2 separate regions of the Homo sapiens genome follow, and region 2 is linked to region 1. A link is a loop called in an ENCODE intact Hi-C map of the cell type or tissue named here. Cell type or tissue: heart right ventricle. All regions are shown on one strand.

Evidence for each region. Peaks named below come from ENCODE experiments on the same cell type or tissue, not always from the same donor. Only the 100,000 strongest peaks of a DNase experiment are listed, where the experiment ranks them.
Region 2: a loop joins it to region 1, with 2.4 times the contacts of the local background. A loop is called at or near these places in 11 of 110 quality-filtered maps.

Annotation. Positions count from the first base shown.
Region 1 is chr6:170,279,542-170,282,041 of GRCh38, reverse strand. No RefSeq gene overlaps it. Among named protein-coding and RNA genes, the nearest start is that of LINC01624, 8.3 kb to the right of the region's middle. In heart right ventricle, CTCF peaks have their summits at 1,299 and 1,524; a DNase peak (open chromatin) is centred at 1,556; H3K4me3 peaks cover 843 bases; H3K27ac peaks cover 1,165 bases.
Region 2 is chr6:170,143,648-170,146,147 of GRCh38, reverse strand. No RefSeq gene overlaps it. Among named protein-coding and RNA genes, the nearest start is that of LINC01624, 130 kb to the left of the region's middle. In heart right ventricle, no CTCF peak of the experiment used is centred here; no DNase peak of the experiment used is centred here.

The sequences.
Region 1 (2,500 bases):
GCTTGCTGGCCATCATGAGGTGACTTGGTAAGAGCAGGCACGCGCATGAAGCAGCCGCGATTTTCTAATTCCATCCCCCCATGCATTTATTAGTTCTTTCCGCAGAAAGAATGAGCGTTCCTCATTCATTCATTCATTCATTCATTCATTCATTCATTCATGTCAGTGTAGACTTGTGAGTTATTTTGTACCCAGTGGGTCACAGCTGTCATGATTTTGTCGCCGTTTGACGCCAACATGGCCCCAGACGGGGCGTGGGAGTCACGGAAGCTGCTCCTCCGCTTCCCGTCGGTGGGCAGCCCCGTCTCTAAGCGCGTCCCGCCTGCTGGCTCAGCAGGACCGCACGGGCTCCCTGTGGGCTGACCCCTCATTTGCCGCTTTGCCCCCCGCTAAGCCCGGGTTCCTTATGGTAGTGATTGCATTTTTAACTTGCGCGTACCTCAAAGCGCTGAGCGGTTCCCAGGATGGAAAGAGGGCGACCGATGTAGCAGGAGCTGCGCGGAGGCACTGGCGCTCACTCCCCTCAGACCCGACTCCGCTTGCATTTCCTCCTTGCATTAAGGGCACGTTAAATGCCAGGCCAGCAACACCAGCAAAGAGGAGAAGTGTTTTGCTAAGAACATTGAGCTTGAATCCGATGACAGCTCTCAGTCTCATTACCAGTTACGGAAACACGGGACTGAAAACTCCTTCCTCGACGCCCCACGCATCTGCGCAGCCGAATCCAGGGAACTCTGTAGCCAAATAAATTGCAAGGAAAAAACAAGAAAATGGTGAGGGGGAACCCATAGATACAAAGAGACACGGACATATCAATCCATCGCAGCGTCTGGATCTGGTTCCTGTTTCAAACAGTTTAAAAATTTTATGAACCCACTGGAGACATGTAAGCGCTGACTGGGATATCCACATGATTTTAAAGTGCACCTGCTAAATAGTTTAGATGTGATGTGTTATTACTGTTCAGTTTAAAAAGAGACCTTATCTTTTAGAGAAAATTCTGAAATATTTATGGATGAAACAATACGAGGCCTGGGACTGATTCGGAGCCCCCCGCCGCGGGCACGGTGGCACGGGGAGTCCCACGAGCACTGCTGGGGGTCGCTGCAGCTGGGAGTGGCCCATGGGGGCGCTCACTTCCGTGTTCTTTCCTCTTTCGTACACGTTTGAAACTTCCCATAAGCAAAAGCATTAAGCCGGACCATACAGTGAATACACGCACACGCAAACACGACAGTTTCCGGGTGTGTATGGACCGCCGTGTCTGTGACGTGACCCACAGCAGAATGCATCTGAGGGAGGCTTGCTGTGGTTGCATACGCACATCGCAGATGAGAAATCTTACAAGGCCAAAAGCAAGCCAATTAAACTGGGTGGAGAGCGGGAGTCCGGTCAAGGACGCTGGTAGCAGAGTCTCAGGCTCGCTGGTGGCGCGCCTAGGTGATTGCCCACTCTGCTGAGTCCTTGAAAGGGAAACGGCAGCGTCTGCAGCAGTGCTGGGAGCACCTCCTCCCGTCTGCAGGGGACGGTGCCTTTCAGGGCACGGTTCTGCGCATGTGCTCAGCTGGCGCCAGCGAACGGCTTCCGGCTGCTCTTAGCGTGGAGTTCAAAATCCTTGACTTGGCCTCTCAGGTCATGCACCATCCGGCTCCCGCCTGTCTTGGAGCCTCGTTTCGTTATTCTCCCACGGGTCTGTTACCGCTCGGCTCCAGCCAGCGCCCTGGCAGCCTGGTTCTCCATCCGCCCCCACTCTGCGACTTTGAGTGGGATCTTCCATCTGTCTGGTGACTTCCAGTGTGACCTTCTTCCGCCACGAAAATGACCCGCCTGGGTTACCTGCCGCACGTGATGGTGCTCTTGCAGTTTGCCCTGTGGCATGATTAATTCGTGTAGCTGTTTGTTTAGTGGGCGTGTGTCCCAGGAGACTGCAACCTCAAAGAGGGCGGGCTGTGTTGGCCCTGGTTCACCACTGCAACCCAATCCCCACTTGAGGCTGAAGCAAGAAAACGTTCTCTATCCATGTGAGCTATAATTTGAGAACACACAGACACACACTCAGGACATTTCATCATGAAAGAAGCTTCATTCTCGTGTTCACTCTTACCAATGTCACTAGGAGTTTCGAACCATAACATGAAGCCAAACACAGGGATTATCTGAGCGGATGAACATAGTATTCTGTTTTTATTCTAATAACTGGCTGCCTAGATACAGCCCTGTATATGGTAAGAGTGCGTCTACTTGGTATCCAGCAAACAAAGTGTTATGCATTAGTAATTCCTCAGTCCATGCATTTTACAGAAAAGGCAGAGGGAAGGTAAATCGTTTCCTGAGGAACAGCTGAATGTCTAGAAACGTCAAGATGAAGAGTAGAATTTTGCATGCAAGGACACGCGCCATGAGCACCAGGCCTCACACGCAGGAGGCACACAGTACGTCTGTGTTGAATGTAGTATCTTCCACTACAAGGATAAGGAAACAAAAAGTACTTAGAAACTTT
Region 2 (2,500 bases), 140 kb after region 1:
CACACCTCACCCTCCTACACACCTCACCCTCCTACACACCTCACCCTCCTACACACCTCACCCTCCTACACACCTCACCCTCCTACACACCTCACCCTCCTACACACCTCACCCTCCTACACACCTCACCCTCCTACACACCTCACCCTCCTACACACCTCACCCTCCGCAGTGTGCTTATCACCACTGCACCCACGCTTGTGGCTGCAAGGAAGTCCCTGGCTGATGTGAGTCCTCCTCCCACACACTGGGGCCCATGGCTTTGGTGTCTAGAAAAGAATGACAATAAGGTCAGTACAGGGCAGGCTGGTCAGACCACCTTGATGAAAAAAAAGACAAGATGGGGCTTTCATCACAAAATGAGCACCACCCTTAGACTGTGCCCGTTTTCTTTTCTGAGAGAGTCACTTTTGTCTTATCAGACCCAATGTAGGAGTGGCAAAAATGTGGATCAAAAACGTTACAGACAGAGTCTATGGCACAGGCAGGGAGGGCCGGGTGCAAAAACAACACAAAACAAATGAACAAAAGGGAACCTGCAGCAAAAATGAGGAGGGTCCCAGTGAGCTCCAAATGCTTCCAGAGGGACCAGGAGTTCAAAAGGAGAGTTCTGGTCTCCCCTCCTCTCCCTGCTCTCTCCTTCCTCCCCAGCTCCACTTGGTGACCTGGGCAAGCAGAAGGAAGGGCTGCAGAGCGCCCGCTGGGGCAGCTACTGCCCTCAGGACACAGCAGAAGGTTTACCTGGAAAAGGCCCAGGGGAGACAATGTTACAAAACCTGATAAATGTGCTGCACTTTGCTCGCAAACCCAAAGTCACCAGGGTGCATGCTTTAGCTTCATTAATTGAATAAACTATACAGAAATTACTGCCATAAACATTGAAAAGCACCCCAGAAACCGCTGTTCAAGAAGTTTACCTACACAAATTAAGTCCTTGAGCATATGATGCAAAATATTTACCTAATTACAAGGGCGAGAGTCAAAATGTTTAGTCACTAGTAAGTCTTGCCTACAGTTAATCAGAATGAGTCATGAGTTCAGTAGAATGGGCATGAACCATCAGAACAGGAATCAAACATAAGAACGGGAACCAAACATCAGAACAAGCACCAACCATCAGAACAGGAATCAAACATAAGAACGGGAACCAAACATCAGAACAGGCACCAACCATCAGAACAGGGGGTACCAACCATCAGAACAGGAACCAACCATCAGAACAGAAACCAACCATCAGAATAGGAATCAACCATCAGAACAGGACACCAACCATCAGAACAGGAACCAACCATCAGAACAGGACACCAATCATCAGAACAGGAACCAACCATCAGAACAGGAACCAACCATCAGAACAGGAACCAACCATCAGAACAGAAACCAACCATCAGAACAGGCACCAACCATCAGAACAGGAACCAACCATGAGAACAGGAACCAACCATCAGAACAGAAACCAACCATTAGAACAGGCACCAACCATCAGAACAGGCACCAATCATCAGAATGGGAACCAACCATTGTAATGGGCATCAAGCATCAGAATAGGAACCAAACATCAGAACAGGGCACCAAGCATTAGAGTGGGCACCAATGATCAGAACAGGAACCAACCATCAGAACAGGAACCAACCATAAGAACCAGCACCAACCATCAGAACAGGCACCAAGCTTCAGAATGGACACTAACTTACCTGAAGAGGGTGCCAGCAAAAGAAATGGATTGGCCATCAACAACTTGTATAGCTGAACATCAACCCTGACTTATTTTCAAAGTTCGTAAGCAGAGTTTTGGTTTTGCTTTCCTTTTTAACATTATATTTTGTACATTTTTCTTTATAACAATATTAAGGGTTTTTGAAGTATATTTGCATTTACCTCCCGTATGAGGCCATCCTAGCATTGCTATAAAGAAATACCTGAGACTGTGTGATTTAAAAATAAAATGATTTAATTGGCTCACAAGTCTTCACATTTTACAGGAAGCATGATGCTAGCATCTGCTTGGCTTCTGGGGAGCCCTCAGGAAGCTTCCAATCATGACAGAAGGTGAAGCGGGCAGGTCATATGGCCAGAGCAGGAGCAAGAGAGAGTGGAGTGGGGGGCACACACTTTTAAATGACCAGATCTCATGAGAACTCCTATCAGGAAGACCAACCAGCATGAGGGATCTGCCCCCATGACCTGAACACCTCTGGCCAGGCCCCACCTCCAGCATTGGGGATTACAATTCAGCATGAGATTTGGGTGGGGACAAATGCCAAAACTACATCATCTTCTTAAAAAGTTTTAAAACCAGCAGCCCTCTGTCCCTTCCCCTCGCAGCCCCAGTTCTGCACCCCAGAGGTAACCTTTAAGAATAATGTGCTGTTTATACATTTTCCACAGTAAATGCCTGTTTGCATGTTCAAATGTTGGTGACTTAACTCTTGCAGGAGCAGGAGCCTTCCCCGTCCTCACTGAAGGCGCACCGTGGCTCTGGGTGCACCAGGCTCATGGG